Linked DNA regions of Homo sapiens: region 2 is linked to region 1. Evidence: chromatin loops called from intact Hi-C (ENCODE). Cell type or tissue: Caco-2. All regions are shown on one strand.

Region 1 (5,000 bases):
TTGACTCACTTCTACACATTTCTCTCAAAACTGCATGTATTTATGAAGTTTTGATCTGGACTTTAGTATTTTTATTAATGTGGCCAATTTTGCACCATAGTGTGAATAACCTTCTTTACATTTCTGTGATCATGAATACATCTTTATCTTCTGTCCTGTGTTATAAGATTTTCTACATATTTGTATTTTTTTATACAACTTAAATTGTGGTTTTGCATGGGTCAAGTGAGATTACCCTGAGAACATTTTTGCTACATTTTTGAGGTTCATGATTATACTCTCACCCACACACAGTATGCACACACATACACATACATTTATTTAAATCCAGTGTACATATTATTTTCAAAATATGTATTCCTTGAATGACTGTACCTTAACTGAAAACAATAATCTGAAAATTTTCAAGCTATGCATTGAAAGAGGGAATACTTCAGTAGGCATATATTAGAAAGGCATAACAGTCCTTGATCTCAAGGAGTCTGTACTCTAGTAGGAGAGACATATGTATGAACAAGTGGCCACAATATAATGCATTGAGTTTTATGACTAATGCATGTCCAAGAGGATATGGAAGCACATGAAGGAGGAATCCTTGATAAACTGGTGTGAGATTTAAAGGCAGGTCAGGCAAGATTCTCTTGAAGAAGTGATAACCAAATTCTCCAGACTAAAAGGAAAATACAAAACTATTAGTTACTGTTAGCGCTCTTTGAAAAGATGTGAAATAAAGAGTGAGAGAGACTGGTTGATTGAGGGGAATATCACATTTAATTATTCACATAAAGGTAAAATATAGTTGATATAGGAATGCTATGTAAAGTAGCATCCAGAACTTATAGAATTTAAATTTGACTCATGGGAAAACGCTTTCTGAAATTTGAGCTGCATAAACAGTCAAGCAAACAACATTATATAAATATGTATAAATGAGGAGTGTTGCTAACAATGTGTTTGTTCACCTTACATTCTAATGTCACACTACTAGTACTTCATAACAAATCAATGCTAACTGTTAATTGCGTACTTTCCAATGTGTTTTGCATCCAGCTATAATAATAATAACTTAAGTTTTTTAGTCATATTGAAAATGAAACAGGATGAATAGCCTCAATGTGCTGTTTTTAAAGGGGATATTAGTTTTAAAAATGAGAATAGGTCTCATAATATGTTAGCTTCCTGTAGTGATATGTTGCTATCCGCCTATTTTCTGGAGCTGTATTTTCAGAAAATAGTAGTACACACATAGAATTACTGTTGGGAACTGATAATAACTGAGTTTTCTTGCTTAAATCCACTAGTCTGTAGAACTTTCCAGAAAAAAAAAAAAGTTACTCAAGAGTCTTGTTTGGAGATGATTTTTACTGTTTATTTAGAAGAACAGAAATGTATGAAATTAAATACATGGTTATCCATTAATTTAGTCTTTCTTTCAAGTGAAGCGTGGAATCAAACATAAAATAAAAGAGAAATATCCAGAGATAAGTCAAGGATGATGTCAAAGAAAGGTTTCCCTGCTACAGACTGAATGACTGAGTTCCCCCCAAATTTATATGTTAAAGCATAATCCCAATATGATGATAGTAAGAGGTAGGGCCTTTGAAAGGTGATTAGATCATGAGGGTGGAGACCTTGTGATAGGGCTTAGTGCCCTTATAAAAGAGACCTCAAAGGATGTCCTTAGCCCTTTCATCATGTGAAATGACAGCAAGAAGATAGATGTTTATGTACCAGGAAATGGGCTCTCACAAGATACCATATCTGCTGGCACCTGATTTTAGACTTCTCAACTTCCAGAACTGTGAGAAGTAAATTTCTGTTGTTTATAAGCCACCGAGTCTATGATATTTTTGTTATAGGAGCTCAAATGGACTAAGATGATTCCATTTCACATTTAGCTTGGATTTAGACCTGCACTGAAAGAAGATAAGAAAAGACTAATCTGAGCAAATATTTCTAAACCCTTTGAGCTTTCCCAGGGCTAATGCAGTACTGGTAGGTGGGGTGTATACTTTGGGCTAGTTTATCTCTCTAAGAGGGTCACATTAGGGCACTTCTTGTCCTTTCTAAATAAGTTAATAGTGTCCCTGACAGACATTTGCCACTCTGATGTCAGCAGTAGTCTATTCTCTGCTTCGAATTGCAGAAGAGTCCTCTTTTGTAGTTGACTCATTTTTTTTAGCCTAGTAACTCTTAAAATCTGTAAGACTGTCTTCTTAAATTGAAATTTGCTCTCATTTGGAAATTGGCTTTAATTTTCAAATTGATATCTCCTTTTCCTTTGTATGTATCCAAAAGCTACGTTGTGTTATATTCAACTTTTTGCATCTACTGATGTTTTAATATTTAGGTTTAACATAGTCTTTCTTTTCTTTGGGTCTACTACTTTTTTGGTTTGCTTTATTTTTTTAAAAAAACCTATTCATCATTCTGAATTCAAGCATTCTCTTGAGTCTGAAAAACAGTTTGGCCTTTATGGGTATTTTTCATGAACAAATATCTGGCAGCTTGATGCTATCCCATTTCCAAATGATTGCTTTCTTAATAGGCACTTTGAACACAAAAAAAGAATAGTATTTAGATGTCTGTTTTTGCTACTAAAAGTGGCAGTAAACTGTTTAATATCCTTCTAAAGAGAAAAGCTTGTCTTTTATGTTTTTAAAGATCTTTTCTATTTAAATATAAATAGAAGCTTTCTTTGAAAATCATTTTCAGTTCATTAATCCTTAAATTGTGCTATATCTAATGTGAGAAAGTTACATATGAGGTGACTTACCTAGATATATTTCTCCAGCTTTTTCTAAGAGTTGTCTTCAATGGTTCAAGTGGTAAATAGTAAGGAGATAGCAGTATCTCTAAACATAGTAATTTAACAGTCAATATACTATCATATAAAGCATAAAAGCAGTAAAAGTACAACTTCTCCTTCTGGGAAAAGGGGATTACCAGAAACTGGATTTACTTTCTTGCCTAAAACAACAAGAAGAAACAAAAGTTGTGTGGGATAATGGTTTGTATGTTAGGGAGCAAAAAAACAGTGATCCATGGGAGAAAAGAAATCAAAAGCTGTGCTTTATGATTGTCTCAGCTTATTTTTTGAATAAATTTCCAATCCGCAAAGTAGAGAGGAAGAATCTAGCTGAATTCTGGCAAACTCCTTAGGTTGAGAAGACCAAACTCAAAGCCTGAAGAGACCAAAGCAACTTCAATTGTTACTGCAAAGTTCAAAAGAAATTAAATTGCACCGAGAGTTCTAGAGATTTATACGGGGTCCCTTCTGCATTACATCTTTAGCAGTGTGCTGATCAGGTTATGCATGTGAGGAAACTGCATATGGCAAGGAAAGGAATGACATGCCATGGTTGGTGAAAGAATGTGCAAAGCTCAAATATGGTCAGTCAAAACTACCAGACAGACTGGGAAACTCTTAATTCATGGAGAATTAAATAGAGCACAGAGAAGGATTTGCCTTGATAATTTGAAAAAAAAAAATAGTCAAGGACTAAAGGCTACTTTAGTCTCAATTGGAAAATCCCAATTAAAGCCAAGACCTGAAATGCTCAAACCATTTGCAGGTAATCCCACGCCAGAACAAAGCACAATATTTATAGAAATATGAAAATATTCAACACCCAACCAAGAAAATTCAAAATGTCTAGCTCCCAGTAAAAATTTCCAGATGTGTAGAGCAGCCAGGAAACTATCATCCCATACTAAGAAGAAAAATCAGTCAATTAGAACAGATGTGGAACTGACAAAGATGTTAGAATTAGCAGACAAGTACTTTTATGTGTTTTTGTAACTTTTTATAAGTTAAATAAGCTAGAAGAAAGATTGAAAATATAAAGTGGAAATGTTAACCACACAAACAAATGAACTCAGAAGCCCACAAGAATCTAGACATAGACTTTATGCTCCACAAAAGTAACTCAAAGTGGGTCAGTTATTAAACATAAATTTAAAATACAAAAACTGTAATATGCAGAAGATAACATAGGGAAAAATCTAGGTGACTTTGGGTTTGATAATGACATTTCAGATACAACACTAAAAATATAACCTATAAAAAAACTGGTAAATTGGATTTCACTCAAATAAACACTTGGCTCTGTGAAGAACATTGTCATGGAAATGAGAAGAGAAGTCACAGACCTGGAAAAATATTTGCAAAATACATATCTGATAAAGAACTGTTATTCAAAATACAGTCATGTGTCAGTTAATAATGGAGACATATTCTTAGAAATGTATTGCTAGGCAATTTTATCATTGAGCATCATAGAGTGTAGTTACACAAACCTAGATGATATAGTCTACTACACACCTTGGATGTATGATATAGCTTATTGATCCTAGGCTACAAATTTGCACACTATGTTACTGTAATAACTACGGTAGGCAATTCTAACATGACAGTAATTATTTATGTATCTTAACATATCTAAACATAGACAAAGCACAGTAAAATATGATATTATAATCTTATGGGGACCAAAGACAAACCATATAATTTTACAGTTGTTACGTGGTACATGACTGCATACGAAGGACTAACTCAACAGGTAAACAATTATCGAACAACTAAGCTCAGCAATAAGAAAATAAACAACTCAAAACATGGACAAAAGACCCAAGAACAGATAGATGTCTTACCAATAATTATATTAATATGAGAAATAAACATATGAAAAGATTTTCATCATCACATATCATTAGGAAATTGAAAATTAATAAGATATGAGTACATACCTATTAGAATGCAAAAAATCAAAACACTCATAATACTAAATACTAGGAGGATGAAGAGCAGCAGGAACTCTCATTCATTGTTGGTGAGAATTCACAATGGTACAGACACTTGTCAAGACAATTCAGCAGTTTTTACAAAACTAATCATACTCTTACCAAGTGATTTACCAATTGTTTTCCTTGATATTTACCCAAATGAGTTGCAAACTTATGTCCATACAAAATTTGCACATATTTTTATAGCAGCTGTA
Region 2 (5,000 bases), 120 kb before region 1:
ATCTTCTGCACAGCAGAAGAAACCATCAACAGAGTAAACAGACAACCTACAGAATGAGACAAAATATTCACAAACTATGCTCCAACAAAGGTCTAATATCCAGAATCTACAAGGAACTTAAACACCAACAATGAAACAGCAAAATATCACATTACAAATTAGACAAAGGACATGAACAAATACCTCTCAAAAGAAGACATACCCATGGCTAATAAGCATATGGAAAAATGCTCAACAGCACTAGTCATTAGAGAAATGCAAATCAAAACCACATTGACTTACCATCTCACACAATCAGAATGGCTATTATTAAAAAGTCAAAAAATAACATGTTGGTGAGGTTGTGGAAAAAACGAAACAAAACACCTGTACACTGCTTGGGGGAATGGAAGTTATTCCAGCCACTTGTGGAAAGCAGTCTGAAGATTTCTCAAAGAACTTAAAACACAGCTACCATTCAGCCCAGCAATACTCCCTGGGTATACATCCAAAGGAATACAAATGCACGTGCACTTGTATGTTCAACACAACATTATTCGCATTAGCAAAGACACGGAATCAACCTAGATGACCATCAACAGTGGACTGGATAAAGAAAATATGGTACATATGCACCATGGAATACTATGCAGCCATAAAAAGAAATAAAATCGTGTCCTTTGCAGTAATGTAGATATAGCTGATGGCCATGATTCTAAGTGAATCAATGCAGGAACAGAAAACCAAATATTGCATGTTTTCACTTGTAAGGGGGAGTTAAACACTGTAAATGCAGACATAAAGAAGAGACAAATAGACACTGGAGCCTACTACAGGCTGGAAAGTGATGATTGAAAAACCACCAATCGGTACTATGCTCGCTACCTGGGTGATGAAATGGTTTGTACACCAAACCCCAGTGACACACAATTTAAACACGTAACAAACCTGCACATGTACCTCCTGAACCTAAAATAAAAGTTGAAAAGGAAAAAATCAAGACTATACACCCAAATGTCTATATAATTTATATTTAATACAAATATGTAGACTTTTTAATATGTTTAACTTCCACAGGCAGTATAGCCACATTATCATCAACTTTTTCTACTTGATTGATTGAACTATATTTTTATATATTTTAATATAAAAAATTCCTTCACATGAAAGTGTCAAAAATTTCCAAAATTGCTAATATATTTATTAAAATTCCTAAAGATTTGTTTACATTAAAACAAACAAAAAAGGCTGAAAGATGCCGAACATGGATGTAATTTTCTATAGCAAACTTATGATAAGGCCGGGCATGGTGGCTTATGCCTGTAATTCCAGCACTTTGGGAGGCCAAGGCAGGCGGATCCCCTAAGGTCAGGAATTTGAGACCAGCCTGACCAACATGGCGAAGCCCTGTTTTCACAAAAAATACAAAAATTAGCTGGGCATGGTGGCACACGCCTGTAATTCCAGCTACTCGGGAGGCTGAGACAGGAGAATTGCTTGAACCCGGGAGGTGGAGGTTGCAGTGAGCCGAGATCGTGCCATTGCACTCCAGCCTGGGCAACAACAACGAGACTCTATCTCAAAAAAAAAAAAAAAAAAAGAAAAGAAAGAAAAGAAAACCCATGATAAAAAAACCAAGTCATTCAAACATTGACAATTTAATTTGTGCTGATAATGTAAAAGCAGTGTCTTTTGTCATTTGTCCTGGCATTTGAAAATGACAGGATAGAAGTAATTGAGTTTCTGTTGCTTCATCTTACATTCACTGTGCTATTGTTGCTTATTTCAAACCTACTGTTTAAATGCAGAAATATAAAGCACTGCCTAGGTGGAAGACAAAAATGTCACCAGAACAAAGCTCCATACTACTACAAATTCTTGAAACCAACATATGTACCTGAGCACTAAATAACTAGGGGTTCTTTAAATTAACTTCTGTGTGAAGTATAATATTTATTTTAAAAATATCTAACAAAAATTGCATTATGTAGCATAACATGTATTGTGCAACTGCAACAATAGTTTAGAACATAAACATTATAGATAGATATGTTCATATAGATAGATAATATGTATATGTTTAAAACTGTTGTTTAGATAGTTTGATTTAGAACAACATATCTATTGTTTAGGTAGTTTAGAACATAGATAATAGTTTAGAACACTAATATATTTTTATATCAGTGATAAAAATTATATTGTGATAATAAAAAGGACTAATTTTGAGTATTATTATTATTTTTAATTATCTATGAAGAAATGCATCACCTTATTGCCTGCTCCTGCCAGCCAACTCCGACTGCCCAGCCCTTGATGCTCCAGGGCCACTTGATGAACTGTTCCAAGCACCTGCCCTCTTTCTTTCTGTTTTAATCTACCTAACTCCTACTGGTCCTAAAACTTTTTTATCTTTCTCTTCTCCATATTTCCTGATTCTCCTCCCTTTCTTCCTTCTATGGCATTGTAGCATGTTCTTATACATTTAATTTAGTATTTTTCAGGTTGTGACACCTTAAGTATCTTCACAATCAAACATGGTTATCATAGTTTAGGATCCTCCAAGAGCAACTTTTGAGACAAAAGTTCTAGTGCAAATAAGTTGTTAGGAAAGATTCCAGATAAATCTGGTAGGCAAATGGTGAAGGATAGCAGACACTATCTGTATCCTACTAAGCATCCTCAAATCTTCTCATTTCAATTTGTGTGTTCGATTTACAGAGAGCAGTATCTGCATCTCCATGCATAAGGATTTTCCCCAATATGTAGCCCACTCTGTGCAGTTGGCAGGCTAGAAGTACCAGGGAATTAAATGTACCACCCCAAAAGCCCTCAATTAATAATTTATGGTTGTTGGTATATAATCTCAGATTATCTCTTCTCTTGGTTGACACAACTCTGAGGCATGCTTTTGCCCTTTGCCCTTTCCCCTAGAGTGAAGCAATCCTGTGGTTTCTAGATTAGTAACGCACACTTCGAGCTTGGTTTCTTCTCTGTAGCACCTACCCATTTCCCTTCTAATGTTTCCTGCATCTCCCAAATACTATGCCTCTGCTTCTGGAGGGTCATAAAATAAGACAGGAAGAGGGAAAGTAAAGAGAAAACTGTCATTCAAAGGAAAGCTGTAAAGCAAGTTACCAGTATAAGCAAGTTCCTGCATCTCCCAAATACTATGCCTCTGCTTCTGGAGGGTCATAAAATAAGACAGGAAGAGAGAAAGTAAAGAGAAAACTGTCATTCAAAGGAATGCTGTAAAGCAAGTTACCAATATAAAGCAAGTTGCCACTAGGGAATTATGGGAGACAATGGGGAATAGGAGCCTCAGAATTATTCTACACAAAAGAAAAGGGAGCCTCTATACTGATATACTGACACCCACCAGTCACTGGTTAAGTGATGATGACCTTAGAATGTTTGTATTCTCTGGCGTTTCTGGCCTGCTGTGGACAAAGTAGAGAATGAGATTGCTACTAGAGAAAACTCTCAGAAAAGTAAATGTAGGTGCTGACTTTTGTAAGCCAGGCCAGTCTGCCTACGGAATGGGGAAGAAAGGTTAGTTTCTTCCACACTGGGATCCTCAAGAAGGTTACTGTATTTTATTTGTTTTTCCTCCAAAGGGTTTATCACCATGGCTGACACAAAGAAGGTATGAAAATTTTTTCTAAACCACATAATTGAGAGGATAAAGCAACTATATGGTTAAGAAATCATAGATACATTCAATACAAGTACTTTAGGATAACTGTGAAATGGAGTTTATGAGGAAATCTGAGCAAAATGTTGAGCTTCCTGAGTGAGGCATTTTCTGGAGCTTCAATATCAAATTATGTAAAATGAGCTCTGCCAGTGAGAAAGATAGTTTAGACCTCTGAAAATCATTCTCTCTTCTAGTTGAAGAAAACCAAAGGGGTAAAGTGAGGAAGAACACACAATATCTAGGAAACATCTCACTTTCTAAAAATCACAATGTGAATGGTTCATTTTTTCAAAAATCACATGGAAAATGAAAAACATTTCTTAGAAAATAGACTGAGTTTCCAAAAGGTACAGAGGAATATAGAATATAAATGTGTCAGAAAATAATAATGAGATAGTTTTACTTCTAGGGGAATAATTATCCAAATTATAAATGAGTCTCAATATATTTCAGAAAAATATTCTGAAAATTATAGGACAAACATCTCACCCATTTTAGGACTGGTGTGGTGAGGCTGCAGCATTTCTCTATTTATTCTTCTGATCTCAGGCCACTTCACTGATTAAACTTTCTTCAAGAAAGAAAAATTTCTCTACTTTCTTGGTCAATAACTATTTACCAAGTCTTTTGAGGGAACAGGCAAATCAACTTTGATGTAAAGAGAGCTTGTTCCATCTTTGGAAAGGGGCAAATAAAGATGATGGAATCATTGTCAAGCTTCTTATGGCTGCTAGTGATAATGTCAGAAGTTCTTAATATGAACAGCATATTAAATTTTCAATATGCCATTGAGTGTGTTAGATGTAACATAAATTATCTTGCCAACTTTATCTCATTTAAAGTTCTTTGACACCAATGCTCAATGACAAAGTACATCTCACTATGAACCAGACTGATCTATTTTGTTTACCCTTTATTTTTTAAATTCTTCATCTTGATTTTGTCAGGCTTGTTTTTGCCATCTGTCTGTTACTTGAAGGACATTGGTAGCTGTAAGGTCATCATCTTCTCACAGATATGCCTGGACTGACATGCACTGCTCACAAGCTGAAGCACTGTCTTCTTCAGGGATCCAGGTGGAGTGGCAGATTTATTACCCTTTCCCTGGAGGAGTCTGCTTCAAAGTGGAAATGAACTTGGGAGCTCAAAATGTCCAGCACACCAAAAACATTTGCCTTACATTGACAACAGCAATAAAGCATTTTCTCCTTTTAACAAAAACATCAGGAAAATGTAGCATTTGCATTACAGTAACACATTCCCTGAAATATCTTTTCATCAGACAGACTTGCTTTCTCTGTCATTTGCCCATCTTTGTAATTGCTAT

What was found. Hi-C counts contacts between places; a loop is a spot of excess contacts. Peaks named below come from ENCODE experiments on the same cell type or tissue, not always from the same donor. Only the 100,000 strongest peaks of a DNase experiment are listed, where the experiment ranks them.
Region 2: a loop joins it to region 1, with 5 times the contacts of the local background. A loop is called at or near these places in 1 of 110 quality-filtered maps.

Annotation. Positions count from the first base shown.
Region 1 is chr6:120,328,895-120,333,894 of GRCh38, forward strand. No RefSeq gene overlaps it. Among named protein-coding and RNA genes, the nearest start is that of MIR3144, 320 kb to the left of the region's middle. In Caco-2, no CTCF peak of the experiment used is centred here; no DNase peak of the experiment used is centred here.
Region 2 is chr6:120,209,218-120,214,217 of GRCh38, forward strand. No RefSeq gene overlaps it. Among named protein-coding and RNA genes, the nearest start is that of MIR3144, 200 kb to the left of the region's middle. In Caco-2, no CTCF peak of the experiment used is centred here; a DNase peak (open chromatin) is centred at 2,924.